2 separate regions of the Mus musculus genome follow, and region 2 is linked to region 1. The links are chromatin loops, found by intact Hi-C in ENCODE. Cell type or tissue: heart. All regions are shown on one strand. Links, peaks and the distances in the headings refer to the core of each region. The heading gives the core; the rest is flanking DNA. Region 1 overlaps Hsd17b14 (hydroxysteroid (17-beta) dehydrogenase 14). Region 2 holds the start of Kcna7 (potassium voltage-gated channel, shaker-related subfamily, member 7).

What was found. Hi-C counts contacts between places; a loop is a spot of excess contacts. Peaks named below come from ENCODE experiments on the same cell type or tissue, not always from the same donor. Only the 100,000 strongest peaks of a DNase experiment are listed, where the experiment ranks them.
Region 2: it touches region 1 in a loop (2.8-fold over the local background); 2 of 42 quality-filtered maps call a loop at or near these places.

The regions. Positions count from the first base shown.
Region 1 is chr7:45,555,632-45,566,354 of GRCm38, forward strand. Hsd17b14 (hydroxysteroid (17-beta) dehydrogenase 14) reads left to right here. Exons shown (of 9, transcript NM_025330.3): 2 at 424-462; 3 at 682-764; 4 at 1,977-2,043; 5 at 3,750-3,841; 6 at 7,284-7,388; 7 at 10,324-10,391; 8 at 10,489-10,585. Among named protein-coding and RNA genes, the nearest start is that of Hsd17b14, 6.1 kb to the left of the region's middle. In heart, for the core only: a CTCF peak has its summit at 5,809 (motif pointing left); DNase peaks (open chromatin) are centred at 5,810 and 6,490; H3K4me3 peaks cover 1,471 bases; H3K27ac peaks cover 1,868 bases.
Region 2 is chr7:45,400,166-45,410,888 of GRCm38, forward strand. Kcna7 (potassium voltage-gated channel, shaker-related subfamily, member 7) reads left to right here and starts at 5,795. Exons shown (of 2, transcript NM_010596.2): 1 at 5,795-6,850; 2 at 8,780-10,723. The coding sequence starts at 6,197. The coding sequence ends at 9,595. In heart, for the core only: CTCF peaks have their summits at 3,610 (motif pointing left) and 6,128 (motif pointing right); DNase peaks (open chromatin) are centred at 5,076 and 6,196; H3K4me3 peaks cover 2,155 bases; H3K27ac peaks cover 795 bases; H3K27me3 peaks cover 4,208 bases.

The DNA.
Region 1 (10,723 bases), core at 1,003-9,002:
CAGTGGTGGCATATACCTTTAATCCCAGCACTTGGGAGGCAGAGGCAGGCGAATCTCTTGAATTTTAGGCCAGCCTGATCTACAGAGTGAGCTCAGAACAGCCAGGACCATACAGAGCAACTCTGTCTCAAAAATATAAAAATAAAAAAAAAAATCTTCCCTGGATCGGTTCCTAGCTGCAAATGATAGCTTTGAGAGTATTATTGCCTATCGGTTTGGGATTTTTCTAGAATCCAGGATGGGGGCCAACAGCAGCTTAATGAAAAAGGTTATTTGTTGCAAGATTCTGCTCTTGTAAGAGGACTGAAGCCAGTCACAAGAGCCGCTGGAGTGGCAGGTGCTCTGGGTGGTGGCCAGCAGAGGGCACCAGAGATGGTGAGGAAAGTCTGCAGGGCTTGTAACCTTGTTCTCTTCTTTTGGCAGTGGACAGTGGGGCTCAAGTGGTTTTCTGTGACAAGGATGGTGAGTGATTCAGTGTTCGATTCTCCCTTGCCTCCTCCATCGAAAGGGATCCGCGCCTAGCTCTCCTCCCTTGAACCCAGCTCTGCTTCCTCGGACCCAGGAATTCAAGTCCTGGCTTTCTTCCCTCCCATCCAGGGCTCTTCCCTAGCCCTCTACCCTCAGACTCTGGTGTCCAAGCCTCAGCTCTCCTTCCTCAGACCCAAAATCTTTCTCCTGCAGAGGCTGGGGGCCGGGCTCTGGAGCAGGAACTCTCGGGCACTGTTTTTATCCCCGGTGACGTGACACAGGAAAGAGATTTGCAGGTGAGTGTTTTCTGTCCCACACCTGGTCTCCAGTCCCTCTTTCCAGCTACCCATGCCCAGGACAGCTCAGTCCCTCTGCCCTGCTCTCCCTCCCATCTTTAGGAATGAACAAAACACTTGCTTCCTGTATCAAATTTCTGACTTCCCTGCACTCAGAATCTGTTATGTGCCTCCAGGTTTAGCCCCAGTCTGGGCCTCTGTCTCTCTGTCTGTGTATCTCAGCTCCCCACCACCCTCAGGGTCTGTAGACCCTCCTTCTGAGGCTCTGCCTTATACACACACCCCTCTCCAAAGTTTTCTAAGGTGGTGTGCTGATAAGTGTTATATCAACTCTACCCAAGCTACAGTCATTTGGGAAGAGGAAATCTCACTAGAAAATGGCCCCACCAAATTGGCATGTGGGCAAACCTGCTGTTCATTTTCTTTTTTCTTTTTTCCCAAGATAGGGTTTCTCTGTGTAGCCCTGGCTGTCCTGGAACTCATTCTGTAGATCAGGCTGGCCTTGAACTCAGAAATCCGCCTGCCTCTGCCTCCCAAGTGCTGGGATTAAAGGCATGTGCCACCACTGCCCTGCTCAATTTCTTTTTCTTTTTTTTTCTTTTTTTTCGAGACAGGGTTTCTCTGTATAGCCCTGGCTGTCCTGGAACTCACTTTGTAGACCAGGCTGGCCTCAAACTCAGAAATCTGCCTGCCTCTGCCTCCCAAGTGCTGAGATTAAAGGCGCTCATTTTCTTAATTAGTGGTTGGTGTGGGAGTTTCCCTAGCTCCCTGGGGGGTTGTGACATCGCTGGGCAGGTGGTCCTGGAGGCCTGGAGAGTATAAGGAAAGGGGCTGAACGAGCCAAGGGAGCAAGCCAGTGAGCCTCTGCTTCAGTCCTTGCCTTGAGTTTCTGTCTTGAGCCCTCTGTCACTGGCTTCCCTCAGTGACAGAGTGTGACCTGGGAGCTGTAGGCAGACATAAATCCTCTCCTCTCCAGGTCACTTTTGGCCATGGTGTTTATCACAGTGATAGAAACACTAGCTGTGACAAACGGCAACTGCACTATGTCCCTTAGTTCTTTTAGTCTGGGTCCTCAGCTTCCTGCATCCTCCCCTCTCCCCCTCGCTCCACCTTGTCTTCCTCAGCTGAGCCCATCCTTGCCTTGGGCCTACTGGCTTTTCCAAGACTACTGTCACCTCTCAGCTCATCACCTGCTCTTTCTTCTCTCCTCAGACTCTGGTTTCTGAGACCCTCTCTCGATTTGGTCACCTGGATTGTGTGGTGAATAACGCTGGCTACCGTAAGTTGTATGGCTTGGGGGCTAGGGTCCCTGCATCTACTTATACCCTGACCCCATTCCTTCCTCTTTGTTTGTTTGTTTGTTTTCGAGACAGGGTTTCTCTGTATAGCCCTGGCTGTCCTGGAACTCACTCTGTAGACCAGGCTGGTTTCTCTGTGTAGCCCTGGCTGTCCTGGAACTCACTCTGTAGACCAGGCTGGCCTCGAACTCAGAAATCTGCCTGCCTCTGCCTCCCTCCCGAGTGCTGGGATTAAAGGCGTGCGCCACCACACCCGGCCATTCCTTCCTCTTAAAAATCATTGCATCTATTTATCTATCTATCTATCTATCTATCTATCTATCTATCTATCTATCTATCTATCTATCTATCTATCTGCATTGTGCAAGTGTGTGTATTCACAATCAAGCATACACTCATGCATAGTACTTGTGTGGTGTTCAGTGCAACTTGAGGAATTCGGTTCTCTCTTCCCGCCATGTGGGGTGGAGCTCGGGTCATCAGGCTTGGCAGTAAGTAAGAGCACAGCTGAACCATCTCAGCAGTCCCTCCTCTGAACCTCAGTTTACCCCTCCCCAGGCACAGCCCTCTCCCTCCTGTTGTGTGTGTGTGTGTGTACTTGCATGTATGTCTGATCACCCCTTGCATGTCTGGTGCCTTCAGAGAGCAGAAGAAGGAGTTGGATCCCCTGGAACTGGAGTTACGGACAGTTCTGAGCTACCACGTGGGTGCTGGGAATTGAACCTAGTTCTCTGGAAAAGCAGCCGGTGCGGTGCGGTGCGGTGCGGTGCGGTGCGGTGCGGTGCGGTGCAGTGCGGTGCTCATAACCGCAAGCCGTCTCTCCAGCCTTCCTTAACACAGAGCTCACCCTCAGTCCTTGCTTTTTCTGCTGTGCGCTCAGGCTGTGCTCTCCACATCTCCGTGCCTCAGTTTCCATCTCTGATATGAGAACCATTCCCCTTTCTGTTGGGGATGCTGTAGTCAGTCCATAAAGGAGGTCAAACTGTCCCTTAGGATGTTCCCAGAGCCTGGGCAGTGCCTGCCTTGCTGAAGGCTGATGGCCCCAGGGCCTTGATGGTGAAAAGGACAACCCAGGTGCACTTTACCAGACTCTGTGGTGTGGCACTCTGGGAAATCTTCATCAGCCCAACAGCTGTACTATAGAACAGCCAGTCCCCATGGCAACGAAGGCTCAGGGAACACCTAGGGCCCTCTTGAATTCCCTCCAAAGATGGATGTGAAGAGGACAGTCCCTTGGCCACTGGGCTCCCATCTTAGCTGCTTCACATCACAATAAAGACTCAGAGTTGCCAGAAGCTCACCCTTAACTTACCCTTGTCCTCCTTTCCTTAGGCTGATGTTTATTCAACACCCGCAACGAACCACATTCCGTTATGGGGAGTGGTGTCTAAGCAGGGAAATTCACCTTCCACAGTGAGGAGAACAGATACTGGCTGGGGGGCTGGGGAGCTGGGGCCTGGCTCAACGGTAGAGCACCTACCCACAATTCCCCTTGAGTCCTAGAATGAATGACAGGCACGGGCCAGAATGCCCTGTTCTGCAGAGGCTGTGCAGCCTCCTCCCTTGGCTTTCTCCCTTGCCTTTGCCCTCCTTCCTCTAACCCCATCGTCCCTGCCCTCCCTCCCTCCCTCCCTCCCTCCCTCCCTCCCACCTTCCTGTCCTGGCCTCATCCTCTCCTTCCCTTTAGACCCACCTGCACAGCTGCCCGAGGAGACCTCTGCCCAGGGCTTCCGTCAGCTTCTGGAGGTGAACCTGCTGGGGACATACACCTTGATCAAGGTGAGACAGGCACAGCTGCAGTAGCTGTGTGCCCTTCAGTCCACCACACGCACATTGCTTTGTGCCCCTGGCTTCCTGTCTTTATTATAATACAGCCGTTTTCAGTCAGTGGGTTGTAACCCCTTTGGAACTAAAGATCCTTTTACAAGGGGTTGCCTAAGACCTCCAGAAAACAGATATTTACATTAAGATTCATAAGTGCAGTTGTAAAGTAGCAAGAAAGATAAGAGCCAGGCGTGGTGGCACATGCCTTTAATTCCAACACTCCGGAGGCAGAGGCCGGCAGATTTCTGAGTTCGAGGCCAGCCTGGTCTACAAAGTGGTGCCAGGACAGACAGGGCTACACAGAGAAACCCTGTCTCAAAAAAAAAAAAGAAAAAGAAAGAAAGAAAAGAAAGATAAGTTTATGGTTTTATGGTTGGGGGGGTCACTACAACATAAGGGGTGCAGCATCAGGAAGGTTGAGAATCAGGGTCTCGAAAGACACCGACCATCCTAGGTATGAGACAGACACAGTCCTCGTCCATCTGGGAAGCTACAGCCTCCTCACTATCTCCCAGAGCTTTCTAGGTTTGCTTTTGGGTAACAAAGAAGATGGTAAGAATCCAAAGATGAACCAGGCTGTGATGGGCTGGAGCAAGTGGGACTGGAGAGAGCAGGGCTGGAGAGAGAAGAAAAAGTGTCTGAAGACAGCTACAGTGTACTTACATATAATACATAAATAAAATTAAAAAAAAAAAAAAGCTCCTAGCGCTTAGAAGGCAGAGGCAGGCAGATCTCTGGGTCTCAGGCCAGCCTGGTCTACAGAGAACGTTTCAGGACAGCCAGGGCTACATAGAGAAACCCTGAGTTGAAAACAAAGAGAAAGGAAGGAAGGAAGAACCGGAAGGCGGGGCTGGGGCTCAGCTGGCAGAAGGTTTGCTCAGCAGCTTGTCGCTCTAGCTTGGATTTCCAGCGCCATGCCTGACGGTGCAACCTATGATCCCAGGAGATGGAGGAGGTGGAGGGGTCAGGAGTTCAAGGTCAATCTTGGCTACGGATTGAGGAAGGAAAAGAAGAAGGCAGGTTGTCTGTGGCCTAGGAGAGTCAGTAAGAATATTGGCTGCTGCTGATAGGCAGAGAGGGGTGGGTGGAGATGGTGTTACTGTGTCTAAAGGATCCAGTTTTTGTTTCAGGAGCGATAGGGAGCCATGGAAGGTGGATGAGCAAGAAAGTGATGGGAACTTCCTAATCATGTTCTAGAATGTTCCATGCCACACGCACTGACCAGCCCCAGCAGAATGGAAATCTCTCCCTCTGTCTTGTTTCTGTGGGCAACAGGCGTTGGTCTGTAGAGTGAGTTCCGGGACAGCCAGGGCTACATAGTGAGACTCTGTCTCCAAAACGCCACAAAAGAGAGGGATGTGTATAGGAGATATTTGGGACAGGAAGGGTTGTACTGTGTCCCTAGCATGCGGGAGGTGCTTAACAAAGGGCGCTGGGGAGTTCCCCTCAGCAGACTGGTCCGGTGAATGCCCTGGGGGAGGGGACACAGAGTTCTTCCACGTGCCTGTTTTCACCCTCAGAAAGTCAGCAAAGTAGATGCTCATGAGTGGGGATCAAGAGGTCCCCAGAGTCCCTGAGGTGGCTTTAGAAGTTGCTGGTTGGAATGGCCCAAGTGTCCCCTACCTGACTGGAAGCTTATTCAGTTGGTCGAAGAGCAGGCTCTGCATGCTTGAGTTTGGATCCCAGCATCTGTGCTTGTAATCTTAACCCTCGCTGGAGAAGCAGAGACTGGTGGGTCCCCAGAGCTCACTCGCCAACCCGCCTGCCAGAATTGATGAGCTTCAGATTCAGTGAAAGACCTTATCTTAAAACGGTAGACAGGCTTTGGGGAGACGGCTCACCTGTTAAGAGCATTGGACGCTTCAGGAGAACCTGGGGTCTAGTCCCAGAACTCTCCGTTTTTGAGGATCTGATGCCCTCTTCTGGCCTGCACAGGCACTGCACACATGTGGTTCCCAGACATACATGCAGGGAAAACACCCATGCATATAAACTAAAATAAAGATGTGAGTCGCTTGCATCCCACGCGCAACACAAACATTTGGGAGAACCTGGTTCGGGTTAGAGTAAACTGGAATAAGATAGAAGCTGGGTTAGGTGGTGAAAGCAGGGGCCCTCTGCAGCTGCCTAGAGTCACATCGGGAGATTGTCAGCCAGGGACATACCCAGGAAAGAGTCAGGGGAGTGGGACAAATATTAATTGAATAATAGCTCTGGACCTGGTTCAGGGAAGAGAGTAGGCAAGGGGCCTATCAGAGACTGCCATTACGGAAGGTGGAGAGGGTGTAAAGCTGACTGGCATAAGGGAGAGGGTGGGCGGGTGGTTCCAGAGTGTAAGGAAGAATGTGTGTGAGGTGCGAGAGGGACCTTCCCCTGAGGAGAGCAGAGAACCCCCATCGCAGAGCTGGGTTCAGACACTTCAGAGTCCTCTGAACGTCTCCTGTGTTTATGGCTTTTGACTTCCTGAGATCCAGCCGCACTTACTGTCTGTCGCTGGTCCCTTTAAGAGGAGAAGAGGGGCCCCAGTGGGCAGGGCTCCCTGTACTGGAGATGTTCTCACTATTGCAATATCAGTTACAGGACCAGAGGGCATGTGACTACCATGACAGTCCCCAGGGATCTCTTATTCCAAGGCAAACTGAGGAGAGTGTGTGGCCTGTGTGGCTTTCTCTGCAGGGAGTGGTCCAGGCAAGAGGCTCTGAAGTTGCAGTGTTGAAGATGGCACGGAGGAAGGGGGGAAGGGTGGATTTGGGGGGTGAACCACAGTAGGGATCCTCTTAGGTTCCTGTTCCAGGAGCCTCCTGAGGACCTACTCAGTGCTCAGTCATGTGTCCTGGGAACAGCGCCAGTGCCCACAGCAGTGGAGAACAGACTGGGCGTAGGGAAGTCATACAGGGAGGGGGCTCCAGAGAGCTGCAGGAGGTGGCAGGAAGCGGGACACATCCTGAGGCTTTCCCTGCATCATGCAAGGCATGATCACAGAGTTCTTTGTACAGCCCAGACACACCATCTCTCTCCCCCGAGTAAAACACTTCCTCCTAGTTGGGCTGAAGAGGCAGGGTTCTGTATGGTGTCTAGGTTTTCCTAGCTTGATGAGGACTGGAGATGGAATAGCAGATGAAGGGAGATAAAAGTCACAGAGACAGACAGACAGACAGACAGACAGACAGACAGACAGACAGACAGACACACACACACACACACACACACACACACACACACACACACACAGATCCCTTGATCCCTTGCAGAGGTGCTCAGACATACCATAGATGTGCCCCTATGCCTGTGCTCATTGAGATCCACTCACTAGACAGTGGTCACAGTCCCACACTTGAGGATGTTGGTGGCTGTTCTCCAGGACCAGTTGCAAATGACTGATCTATCCTCCCCATAGCTTGCCCTCCCCCACCTGCGGAAGAGCAGAGGGAACATCATCAACATCTCCAGCTTGGTCGGGGCCATCGGCCAGTCCCAGGCCCTTACCTACGTGGCCACCAAGGTAGGCCAGCCCCTCTTCTCTCCTGTCCTCTTGTAAGGGTTACAGCTCTGAGGGGAAAGGTAACCCTGCAGTTGATGTAGGGTAACAGCTTGGATGGTAAGCTATCCTGATGGTCAGGATCCTCCCTCTGCTCTGGTGAGAAGCAGGAGAGAACTGGGCAGAAGATGGGGTTTATGTAGAATTTCTTGCGGGAGATTTTCCGGGGTGGGGATTGGTGCGATTTCAAGTTGAGAGTTCGTTTCTACTCTGTAGGGATGGGGCTGGGCTAGATCCCACTGTTTAGGGCAGTTAGACTGTCCTTTGGGTGGGGCCTGGCATTTGGGGGACCTCAGGAGAGATGTGACCACTCACCTGCCTGTCTTGCCTGTAGGGGCTTACACCTTTCCTAGCTATTTGGGTTTCAGCTTTCAGCTTTGAGCCTACAATCCACCTCCTCTTTCTTTCTTTCTTTCTTTCTTTCTTTCTTTCTTTCTTTCTTTCTTTCTTTCTTTCTTTCTTTCTTGAACTCACTTTGTAGACCAGGCTGGCCTCAAACTCAGAAATCTACCTGCCTCTGCCTCCCATGTGCTGGGATTAAAGGCATGAGCCACCACTGCCCGGCTTATTTTTTAAAATAATTTATATTCTCTCTGTCTCTGTCTCTCTCTGTGTCTCTGTCTCTCTTTCTCTCTCTGTCTCTCTCTCTCTGTCTATCTCTATCTCTCTGTCTCTCTCTCTCTGTCTGTCTCTGTCTCTTTCTGTCTCTCTCTTTCTCTTTCTCTCTCTGTGTGTGTGTGTGTGTGTGTGTGTGGGTGTGGGTGTGGGTGTGGGTGGTAGTGGTCATAGAACAACTTGCAGGAGTCAGCTCTCCGCTACCACGTGGGTCTCAGGAACAGAATCAGGAACCTGGGCTTGGCAGCAAACACCCTTCCTTATCCTCACCAGTCAGATTGTATTTATTTTATTTATTTTATTTAATAATCTTTGAGACAGAGTGTCTCTGTATAGCCCTGGCTGTCCTGAAACTGTACAGCAGGCAGGCATTGAACTCAGAGTGCAGTAAAGTCATTAAAAACATACTTATTTATGTTTATTTTGAATATATGAGTGTTTTGCCTGCATGTGTGTATGGGGGCCTTTCTGGTTCATGCTGAGTTCAGAAGAGGGAATCTAACTCCCTGGACCTGGGCCATCCGGTGGTGCCGGGAATGGAACCTGCTTCCCTTGGAAGAGCAGTCAGAGCCGGGCAGTGGTGGCACAAGCCTTTAATGCCAGCACTTGGGAGGCAGAGGCAGGCAGATTTCAAAGTGAGTTACAAGACAGCCAGGGCTACACAGAGAAACCCTGTCTCGAAAAAACCAAAAAAAAAAAAAAAAAAAAAAAAAAAAAAGAGCATCAGTGCTCTTAACTGCTGAGCCATCTCTCCAGCACTGATTTTTTTTTTTTTTTACATTTTTTTTTGTGCTTTTTTTTTTTTTTGATATTTTCTTTATTTACATTTCAAATGTTATCCCCTTTCCCTGTTTTCCTCCTGGAAACTCCCTATCCCATGCTCCCTCTCCCTGCTTCTATGAGGTGTCCCTTCACCCACCCACCACTCCCATCTCCCTGCCCTTGATTCCCCTACACACTGGGGCGTCTATCGAACCTTTATAGGTCCAAGGACCTCTTCTTCCATTGATGCATGGCATGGTCATCCTCTGCTACATATGCAGCTAGAGCCATGTGTACTCCTTGGTTGATGGCTCAGTCCCTAGGAGCTCTGGGGGGTCTGGTTGGTTGATGTTGTTCTTCCTATGGGGTTGCAAACCCTTTCAACTCCTTTGTAGCCGCCAGCAGCCACAGGTTCCTGGGTTCCTGCAAGGAAAGATGTGGTTGGATGGGAAAGGCGGTGAGAGAAATAACAAGCCAAGACAAAGTTCTCTGATCAAAGCCTAATGTTTACTTATGAGTCTGAGCTTATGGGTGTGGGGGACCCATCCCCCACCATTCCAGGATCTGCTCAGGAAAACAGGTTCAGCCTCTCAGCAGGTAGTGCCATCTTGGAGGAAGAAGCAGATGTGGTAGGACAATAGACTTTACCTAGGTCAGAAGACTCCACCCTAAGTAAGCTAGCTACTGTGGCAAACTAGGTTTGCCACTGTTGACTGCTCAAGGCTGGGGGGAGGGCACACTCCTTCAGTCCCATTACAGATAGATGGTTGTGAGCCACCATCTTGCTGGGAATTGAACTCAGGACCTCTGGAAGAACAGTCAGTGTGCTTAACCGCTGAGCCACCTCTCCAGCCCTCTAACTCTCTTTATTATATTTTCATTTATTTAATATTTGTTTGTCTCTGTGTATCTCTTTATGTAGTTTTTTTTTTTTTTTTTTTTTTTGGGTTTTTTGAGACAGGGTTTCTCTGTGTAGCCCTGGCTGTCCTGGAACTCACTTTGTAGACCAGGCTGGCCTCGAACTGCCTGCCTCTGCCTCTGCCTCCTGAGTGCTGGGATTAAAGGCATGCGCCACCATGCCCGGCTTCTTTATGTAGTTCTGAGAACAGCTTAGTGGCATTAGCTTTCTCCCTCCACCTTGTGGATCCTGGGGATTAGACTCAGGCTGTCCGGGTTGGCAGCAGGTGACTTTAATGCTGAGCCATCTTGCCAGGCCCTTCTAGAGTTCATTTGAGCCAGCATCTTGGCTTAGCTAGGTTAGCACTGAGTTCATGGCAGTCCACCTATCTTAGCTCCCAAGTCTGGGATGTCCCAAGAGTGTCTCAGGCCGTATTCATCATGTAGTCTTGAATTCTGGCAATCGGTAACAAACTGACCTGCGCAGAGCCGGAGCACGGGGAGTATCTTCAGGATGGGTCAGGCTAATCCCGCTGATGCTTCAGCATGCTGTTCGCTGCCTAGAAGAGGATGAGAGGGGCTCTGTCCTCAGAGACTAAACTCTCTCTGGTCTCTGCCTCCGCAGGGTGCAGTGACTGCCATGACCAAAGCTTTGGCTTTGGATGAAAGCAGACATGGTGTCCGAGTCAACTGGTAAACTGATCAATGTGGACATAGAAGCTCAGGAGAGCTGGGGATGCCTGGACATGGTTAGCATACACAGCTCTCACTCCTTCTTGCCCTCACCTAGCATCTCCCCAGGAAACATCTGGACTCCACTGTGGGAAGAGCTTGCAGCCTCAACTTCAGACCCCAGGGCCACCATTCTAGAAGGCACCTTGGCCCAGGTAGGAGGTGCTGAGGTAGCTGTAGGAGGTGCTGAGGTAGCTGGGAGGAAGATTGATCGGGTTGGGGCCTCTCTCCTCTCTTCCTTCTTCTCTCTGCCTCTCAGCTTCATATAGTCTAGGCTGGCTTGGACCTTGCTA
Region 2 (10,723 bases), core at 1,630-9,629, 150 kb before region 1:
AACACCAAGTCTGTGTTTGGAGTTAGAGAGGAGGATCCTTGGGGCTCAGCTGCCAATGAGCAGAGGATCTTCTGCCCTCTTTCTGGCCCACACCACGACCTGCACTCAAGTGTCCCCCCCCATGCACCAATGTACATAATTAAAAACAATAAAAAATTGCCAGGCAGTGGTGGCACATGGCTTCAATCCCAGCACCTGGGAGGCAGAGGCAGGTGGATTTCTGAGTTCGAGGCCAGCCTGGTCTACAGAACACGAGTTCCAGGACAGCCAGGGATATACAAAGAAACCCTGTCTCAAACAAATAAAAAAATAAAAATTATAAAGAGCGTCTTGGTGGTGCATGTATTTAACCCTAATACACTTGAGGCACAGGCAGGCAACTCTGTGAGTTCAAGGGCAGCCTAGTCTCCATATCTAGACAGCAAATTAAATGGTGAGACCTTGTCTAAAAACAAAATAAATACAAAGTGGAAAAAAGAATTCCCTCAAGCTTCTAATGGTCCAGGAATGTTGTATTTTAATGTAATCAAATAGGTTTGAAAGACCTTGCCTCAAAACAAAAGAGAGAGGGGGCAGCAAGCAGGGTGTGGACAGGATGGGTCAGGAATAGAGCACTTGCGTACCATCCCCATGCATCTTAAAAAGCTCTTTTTTTTTTTTTTTTTTTTTTTTTTTTTGGTTTTTCGAGACAGGGTTTCTCTGTGTAGCCCTGGCTGTCCTGGAACACACTCTGTAGACCAAGCTGGCCTCGAACTCAGAAATTCGCCTGCCTCTGCCTCCTGAGTGCTGGGACTAAAGGCATGAGCTACCCCGCCTGGCAAAAAGCTCTTAATCTGGACACAGTGTCCCGCACATGGACCCCTAGAAATAACGACACTGAGGCTGTGAGAATTCAATTCCAGGCTGATCTGGGAAGATCGTTCAGCAGTTAAGAGCTCTGGCTGCTCTTCAGAAGTCCTGGGTTTGATTTCCAGAAAACACTGGGGGGGGGGGGGGGCTTACAACCATCTGTAGCACCAGTTCCAGGGGCATCAACAAGCACCAGGCATGCAAAACACCTACACACATGAAACAATACAAATAAATTTTAATTTAAAAAAATTTAAAAGAAGTTTAAATATTTTTATTTTTTTTTAAAGATTTATTTATTTATTATATGTAAGTACACTGTAGCTGTCTTCAGACACTCCAGAAGAGGGAGTCAGATCTCGTTACGGATGGTTGTGAGCCACCATGTGGTTGCTGGGATTTGAACTCCAGACCTTCGGAAGAGCAGTCGGGTGCTCTTACACACTGAGCCATCTCACCAGCCCTAAATATTTTTAAATGTAACTTACCTTCCTCTTTAATAAGCTTAACCCCTACTTCTCTCTGGAGTCACTGAGTGATTGACAGAGCTCTTGATGTAGACCGGATAAACTTGGAGAAAGGAGCTGGGTACTAGAAGGGGTTCTAGATTTCAACATGTTAAGACACCAGTTAAACTGACTGTGGAGGGCAGGCATGTAATCCTAGGACTGAGAAGATGGAGGTAGGAGGATTAAAGTTGGCCGCCAGCTTCAGCCTAGATTAACTCCAATGAGCCCCTGCTTCAGTGCACAAAACGGCTCAGTGCTTAAAGTCTCTCCACTCCACAAACATCAGCAGCTGAGTTCTGCTCCCCAGCAGCCATGAAAAAGCAGGATGTAGCAGAATTTGTCTGTAATCCTAATGTTGGCAGGAAGGGGGCGGGGGGAGAGTCAGGCAGATCCCTGGCCTCGGGCAGGAACGTGGAAAAGCCGGGCGCCTCACCTAGCTTGTGTTAATGTCGGGTGTTTGCTTTCATTTAAGCAGAGCATACTGAGGCGTGAGCATTTGTGGAACTGCATGAAGGGTGTGCAAGAGCTAAGCTTTTGGGTTTTGAGATTTACTTTGAGTGAGTTTATGTATGTGAGTGTGTGTGTGTATGTGTGTGTGCGTGTGCATATGTAAGTGTGCTCATGTGGTGTGTGTGTGTATGTGTGTGTGCATGTATGTGTAAGAATGGGTGCTGGCAGAGGTCAGAAGAGGGTGTTAAATCCCCAGGAGCTGGAGTTATAAGTGGTTGTGAATTGCCCAAAGTGGGCGCTGGGAACATAACCCTAGCCCTCGGGAAGAGCTGCAAGTGCCCTTGCCTGCCGAGCCACCTCTCCAGTCCTATTTCAGGTTTTTTTTTTGAAACAGAATCTCTCTATATAACCCAGACTGACCTCAAACCTTCAATCCTTCCACCTTCTTCCTGATAGATTATTAATATCGCTCCACTTAGCTCTTAAAGCAATTTGGGAGGAGAGAGAGGGTTGAGACAGGATTTCTCTGTGTACAGCCTTGGCTGTCCTCGGATATGCTTTGTAGGCCAGGCTGGTTTTGAACTCACAGAAATTGACCTACCTCTGTCTCTTGAATGCTGGGACATGCATACTACACCAGGCTACAATTTTTAATTTTATCTACTTACCATTTATTTTGAATACTGTAGAGGAAGCCTAAGACCTTGCAAATGCTAAACACTACTATAAATAATCATGCCACAAACCCCTCACTGGGGACCAGGTGCTTGACCATAGAGCCATATAGATATTTAGCTTCCTACTGTTCTCTTGTTAACACCATTATCTATCCAGATAACCAGGAACAGTATTTCCCAACTCAAAAGCCTTCCCTTAAGCCTTTCCTAGTCTGTTTGCCATGTGAAGCAATAGTCTAAGGTCCCAGTGGTTAGGATATGGGATATCTTGACATCTTCCACTCCCACACTGCAGACACAGAAACAGGAGCAAGGATTCCAGCTGTCTTTCTGTTCTATTGCTATCAAGAGACACCATGATCACGGCAACTCTTATACAATCAAACATGTAATTGGAGCTGGCTTACAGTGTCAGAGGTTTAGTGTGTCATCATTATGGTGGGAAGCATGGCAGTGTGAAGGCAGACATGGTGCTGCAAAGGTAGCCAAGAGTTCTACATCTGGATCCACAGGCAGCAGGGAGAGACAGTGAGCCACTAGGTCTGGCTTGAGCTTCTGAAACCACAGAACACGCACGCACACACACACACACACACACACACACAGACACACAGACACACACTGTAACACACTTCCTCCAACAAGGCCACATCTCCAGTAATGCCACCTCCTATGAATCTATGGGAGCCGTTTTCATTCAAACCTATACACCAGCCGTGCACAAGTGTAACGGGAAGGTAGAAAGGCGTATGCTGGGTAGAATAAGATCTAACTGAGAAGAAGAGCATCAGGGCAAATGGTAACATGGCTTCAATCCAAAGAAGTGTCTTAATGTCATTTTAGTCCCGTCCCCCCCCCCCCCCGCCCCAGTATATATAGAGTTCCCTAGAGTGTTTGACACACAGCACCTTCAAATGGTGGCAAGGAAAGAGTGCAGGGGTGGGGGTGGGGAGGATGAAGAGATGGCTCAGCAGTTAAGAACTTTGGCTACTGGGGTTGGAAAGATGGCTCAAAGGTTAAGAGCACTGATTACTCTTCCGGAGGCTCTGAATCCAAGTCTCAGCAGCCACGTGGTGGCTCTCATAACCACTATAATGAGATCTGGCGCCCTCTTCTGGCCTGCAGGCATAGTAAGTAAATCTCTGGGGAAAAGCAAATCAAACCAAACCATTGGCTTTTCCAGAGGATCCAGGGTTCAATCCCCAGTACCCATCTGGCAACTCACACAAGACTTAACTCCAGTTCCAGGGATCTGACACCCTCACACAGACATGCATGTAGGCAAAACACCCACCAATGCTAATTAAAAAAAAAAAAAAAAAAGACACACAGGCACAGGGAAAGAGACAGCTAAGCTCGGAGATGCAGCCTATTGTCCCGGCCGGCCATTCTTCAGGCTGAAACCAGAGGATTGCCAGTTCAAAGCCCACCTGGACTACAAAGTGAATTCAAAATCATCCTAGGCAGGACTGGAGAGATGGCTCAGAGGTTAAGAGCACTGACTGCTCTTCCAGAGGTCCTGAGTTCAATTCCCAGCAACCACATAGTGGCTCATAACCATCTGTAATAAGATCTGATGCCCTCTTCTGGTATGTCTGAAGACAGCTACAGAGTACTCATATGCAAAAAATAAATAAAATCTTTAAAAAAAAATCATCAGCCAGGCGGTGGTGGTGCACACCTTTAATCCCAGCACTCCAGAGGCAGAGGCAGGTAGATTTCTGAGTTCGAGGCCAGCCTGGTCTACAAAGTGAGCTCCAGGACAGCCAGGGCTATACAAAGAAACCTTGTCTAAAAAAAAAAAAAAAAAAAAGAAAGAAAGAAAAAAGAAAGAAAGAAAAAGAAAAAAAGAAAAAAAATCATCCTAGGCAACTTAGCAAGACTTTGTCTCAAGATAAAAATGAAGGAAAATGGTCTGGAGAAGTATCTGGACAATAGGGCACTCCTCTAGTCAGGTAGTCACTGAACGTCTTTCTATCACCTTCCACGTTATTATTTGAAGACTGGCTGGCCATTAAATCCAGGGATCATCCTGTCTGGGTCTCCATGACCAGACTTTTTTTTTTTAAAAGATTTATTTATGTATTATATGTAAGTACACTCCAGAAGAGGGAGTCAGATCTTGTTACGGATGGTTGTGAGCCACCATGTGGTTGCTGGGATTTGAACTCCGGACCTTCGGAAGAGCAGTCGGGTGCTCTTACCCACTGAGCCATCTCACCAGCCCATGACCAGACTTTTTAAAGACACGATCTCACCAGACTGGCCTACACAGAGAAACTCTTTGTCGAAAAAATAAAAAACAACAAAACGACAAGATCCCACCATGTAGCCCTGACTGGCCTGGAAATTTATGGGCAGACCAGGCTGGCCTCAAATCCACAGGTTGGCTTGCCTCTGCTTCCAGAGTATTGGGATTAAAGGCGTGTGACACTACCCATGTTCTCACAACTTACTTAGGGCGATGGGGGGCGGGGGGAGGGCAGAGGCAGGAGGATCTCAGAAGTCCCCAAAAGAAAGCTGGGAAGGGAAAGGCCAGGTTTAGCTGGGAGACCTCTTGGTGCAGGTCTCCATCCGGCCGGCAGAGGGCGCGCGAGATCCCTTTCCCCGAAAGTGACTATAACACCCTACCCCATAAGAAGGGACTATTTTTTACTTAGTGTCATTAGACACCGGTGGCTGGAAGGCCATCTTCTGTCTGTCCTTCGGCTCCCGACAGTGACCCTACGCATCTTCCAGGCCGACTCTAGACCCTTCCAGGCAAGTCCCGCCTCCTTTGGCGCCATTCTTGGCTTCAGCCCAGGTTTTATTAATCTCAAAACACCTACATAAAGTCTAAATTCAAACTCCGGGACTCTCAGTGGCCAAGGATCCGGCGCACATGGGCAACAGTTTACAGTTGCAAAAGAGGCTCCAAGAACTCCTCAAGCACCAGGGCCGCTGCGGAGCTCCTTAGGCATGGTAATTAGAGACACAAAGGAATAAACACGTGAGGCCAGACACACAAAACGATGTTCATTCATTGAAAGGTACTAGGAGAGAAAGAAAGCCAGCAACAAATCCAGATGTGGTGGTACACATCTGTCATCCCAGCAATCGGGAGGCAGAAGCAAGAGTACTGCAATACTGAGCCAGTCTGACATACATACCCAAACCCAGTGTCTGGAAAAAAATAATAAAAGGCAGAGAGATACAGAGGCTCCCAGCAGAGAGCAAGATGTGGACAACTGGTTAAGGGGATACACCCCCCACCCTCCAGGAGGATGGACAAGAGACAGAAAGACTGGAAATGGAAAAGGGAAACTGATGCTGCAGATAGTCTCGGGTGGCTCATGACTGTCACCCGGGCAATCCGAAGGATGAGGCAGAGGATTGCCACAAGTTCGCGGTCAGCTTAAATGACAGGCTGAGGAGACTGTCTAAATAACAAACAAACAAATAAATAGCCATGATGCCATACGCCTGCAATCCCAGCATTTGGGAGGTGGAGGCAGGAGGATCATAAATTCAAGGTCAGTTCAGCTACATAAGACCTCGGGTCATGAATCCAAAAGCCAAACAAATAAAATAGATGACTACAAGGGAAAGCTCAAGAGATCCACGGAAAAGCGCCGGGTGGCAGTGTTTCCACAGGTGTGGGAACGGCAGAGGGCGCCCCTAGCCCCGCGGGGGTAACACCGCCCCCTCCCCCGCGCCCTGGCCGGACTTTCCATGCTATTTTTACCCGCCGACACCGGACACCCGACTGGGGTGGCTGCGGCGTCGGGGCCACACGTCCGTTCACCGGTCGCCCGGGCTGTGCGCGCCATGGAGCCACGGTGCCCGCCGCCCTGCGGCTGCTGCGAGCGGCTGGTGCTCAACGTGGCCGGGTTGCGCTTCGAGACCCGCGCGCGCACGCTCGGCCGCTTCCCGGACACGCTGCTGGGGGACCCGGTGCGCCGCAGCCGCTTCTACGACGGCGCGCGCCGCGAGTATTTCTTCGACCGACACCGGCCCAGCTTCGATGCGGTGCTCTACTACTACCAGTCGGGCGGCCGGCTGAGACGGCCGGCGCACGTGCCCCTCGACGTCTTCCTGGAGGAGGTGTCCTTCTACGGGCTGGGCGCGGCGGCGCTGGCGCGGCTGCGGGAGGACGAGGGCTGCGCGGTGCCGCCCGAGCGGCCGCTGCCCCGCCGCGCCTTTGCGCGTCAGCTCTGGCTGCTCTTCGAATTTCCTGAGAGCTCGCAGGCTGCGCGCGTGCTCGCCGTGGTCTCCGTACTCGTCATCCTGGTCTCCATCGTGGTCTTTTGCCTCGAGACACTGCCAGACTTCCGCGACGACCGCGATGACCCGGGGCTCGCGCCCGTAGCCGCTGCTACTGGCCCGGTGAGGGGCGGGGATTTGGGGAGGTCCAGGGCGGGGCCTGGGAAGACCTGGCCAGTCAGAAGGTGTGGCAAGGGGCAGGAGGATGGAAGCCCTTTAAAAACAAAAACAAAAACAAAAACAAAACAAAAAAAAAAAAAAAACAAAGATGTAAGCTGGGTATGGTTCTTCATACGAGAATCCTAGCAAGGAGACAGAACGATTGCCACGGGTTGAAAGCCAGTGTGGGTTACTGTATGAGAGAGTCTGCCTGGAAACAGACAGTGAGTGAGGATCTCCCTCAGAGGTAGACAACCTGCCCAGAGTTTCCTGGTGAGGGACTGGTGCCGGGCTCAGTGGTAGACCATCTGCATTGCACTGCACAAAGTGACTTGGGGGTTATGTGGCGCAGTGGTAGAACTCCCCTACCACCCTACATTGAGGGACCTGGAGAGATGGCTAAGCGATAAAGAGACTGCTCTCCCAGAGGACCTAGGTTCAATTCCCGGCACCCACATGACGGCTCCCAACCATCTGTATCTAACTCCAGTTCCAGGGAATCCGATGCCCTTTTCTGAACACCAAGGCACATACACGTGCACAGATATATATGCAGGCAAACCATTCGTCCACATAAAATAAATAATTTTAAGAAAGAAGATGATGAATCCCCCAGGGAGGGGTGTGGCTCAGTGACAGAGCTCCTGCCTAAAATCCCTCAGTGTGGGGCTTGGGGCATGGAACAATAGAGAGCAACTTGCCACGCATATGCAAGACCCTGGAGTTCATCCCTAGCCATGCAAAATGAACATGTGAGGCCAAAGACACAGACAGACTGCAGTGTCCGTGCACCTGGCAGAGAAATAGGAAAGACGGATGGTCAGGCAGGGCTGACCGCCAGGAAACTGGAACACAGTAGGCTGAGGTTTAGGACTGAGAGCAGAGGTAGCAACAGGAATTTGCACAGAGTCAGGCCAGGGCATGGAGCTGAGGACCCTACAGCAAACATTTAACCATTCGGAACCATTATCTGCTGTCTGGGCTGGGCTGAAGGCAACAGGAACGAGGAGGCACGAGGAAGGCAGAACAGGAGCAGGACCCTTCCCTTGGAGATCCAACATTGGGCAGGCAGGGTAAGATACTGAAAGGAAAGAGATTCTCCCGGATCAGCCATGAGATCATGAGCTCCCCGCAGCGAAACAGCGGGACTGTATTTGGTTACATCTTTTTTTAAGTATACACATGTGAAAAGACTATGTAGCCCAGGGTGACCCAGAACTTGCTATGTAGACTGCTATATAGACCAAGATTGGACTTAAACTCACAGAGATCCAACTGTTTCTGCCTTCTGAGTGCTGGGGTTTGAACAACAATTGACCGTATTTTAATCTTTGATGTACAGTCTTTGATGGCACAATCCAAGGCATTAGGCAAACGCTCTACCACTGGGTGATGCTAGACAAGAGCACTAGCACTGAACCACACCGCTATACCTCCGTGGGGAGGGGGAGTGTCTGGTTAGGAACGGCTATCCCTGAGTCACACCCTGAGCCCCCCTCTCTGCACTTTCAGAACAGGGCTCCACCGTTGAACCACACCCTGAGCCCCTCACAGAGAGAGGGGTTCTAGGCAGGACCTGTGCCAGTGAACCCCATCCCTTACTTTCTTTTCACTTTGTATTTGAGACAGTCTCATTAGTTGTCAGACCTGTCCTGCCTCACGCTCCTGAGGGTGGAATGACAGGCTCATGTCACTAGGCCCAGGAGACACCACCTTTCCTGCCCCTAGGTCTGAAGAACAGACATTCAGCTATCCAAAGGCAGTCGCTGGGGTCTTGAGTTGTGTAGAGCAGTGAAGTCACCCCTCAGGAACACTGACACTGCTATTTTCACATTGAAACAGTGACTAGAGGTTTTGGCCTGGCTCCCTGACCCCTTTCTGTCCCTTCTGCAGTTCCTCGCCCGACTGAATGGCTCCAGTCCCATGCCAGGAGCCCCTCCCCGACAGCCCTTCAACGATCCATTCTTTGTGGTGGAGACCCTGTGTATCTGCTGGTTCTCCTTTGAGCTGCTGGTGCGTCTGGTGGCCTGCCCTAGCAAAGCTGTGTTCTTCAAGAATGTGATGAACCTAATTGACTTCGTGGCCATCCTGCCTTACTTCGTGGCCCTGGGCACGGAGTTAGCCCGGCAGCGGGGTGTGGGCCAGCCGGCTATGTCCCTGGCCATCCTAAGGGTCATCCGATTGGTGCGTGTCTTCCGCATCTTCAAGCTCTCCAGGCATTCGAAGGGTCTACAGATCTTGGGTCAGACACTGCGGGCTTCCATGCGTGAGCTAGGTCTCCTCATCTTCTTCCTCTTCATTGGCGTGGTCCTCTTTTCCAGCGCAGTCTACTTTGCTGAAGTGGACCGGGTGGACACCCATTTCACCAGCATCCCGGAGTCCTTTTGGTGGGCAGTGGTCACCATGACCACGGTTGGCTATGGGGACATGGCACCCGTCACCGTGGGTGGCAAGATCGTGGGCTCTCTGTGTGCCATTGCAGGTGTGCTCACCATCTCTCTGCCTGTGCCTGTCATTGTCTCTAACTTTAGCTACTTTTACCACCGGGAGACAGAGGGCGAAGAGGCAGGGATGTACAGCCATGTGGACACACAGCCCTGCGGTACCCTGGAGGGCAAGGCTAATGGGGGGCTGGTGGACTCTGAGGTGCCTGAACTCCTCCCACCACTCTGGCCCCCTGCAGGGAAACACATGGTGACTGAGGTGTGAGGGTCAACTGGGGTCTCCAGGGAGCAGTGGGGTGGGAGGGAGGAGGGAAGGCAGGGTCAGGTGCTGGGTTAAGGACTAAGATGGTAACAAAAGGGTACAGATTCTTAATCTGAAGGCATGTCACATGGTGGCTCCTAGGGGGACCTTATGTGACAGGAATTGCCAGGATTTGGGTTGTGTCCAGGGCTCCCCCCATTGATTGCGCAATGTGGTAGAGCTGTGCAAATGTCCAGGGGCTCTATGGGTAGCACTGTAAGAGACTTGGCCATAGATTGTGAGTTTCCTAGGTGTTCGTGGGGTCCCACTGGGGGCAAGTGTGGTCCCGTTAACACTTGATAGGTACTAATAGAACTTTGGGTCCTCTAGGGCCAAGTCGGCTCCTGTAGGTCTCTGGAGCACTGTTAAAGAGTGTGAGCTTGTGGCTACATGGTCACACACAGAGGTTATGTGGTGATACATAGCAGATTGTGTGGATTCATGTTTCTTCTAGGACTCAAGTTATTTTAGATTCTGTGAGCTCTGGAGTCATGCAGACAGGATGTGATCACTCTGGGTCCTGATGGAAAAAGGGTTAGGGTATAAAAGATAGACAGAGGCAGAGACTCAGATAAAGGGACAGAGACACCCCCACACACACACACAACACACAATTCTCTGTGTTGTGCAGGGTTATAGGACTGGAATCATTTTAGGGCCATGCAAAGCTGAGATGTGTGACCCCATGTGTCTCCGAACAGTTGAGTCTGATGACTTCTACGGTCTCATGGGACTTGTGTTACTGTGAGTCCTGTGGAACTTTTGGTTGAATTTGACTGTATGTGAGGGCCATTTTAAACAGTAGATCAGGGTCACAGCACAGATAAAACTAACTACAAGGGAGCAAGCATGGGCACGTGGATGTGTGTGGCCCGTTGAACAAGTTTACTCAGGGTTATGCATTGTAGAGCTGGTAGTGTCTGTATCTCTGGGTCCCCCTGCCCGAAGCACCTAGAAAGACGATGGGAACTAGTAACCTGCCTGTCTTGCTCATGTGGGACCCATATTTCTATGTTGTCCCATGCTGTAGTACAAAGATTCAGAGGCTGGTTGGAGCCACAAGGAAAGAAAACACAGTAGGGCAAGAGTAGG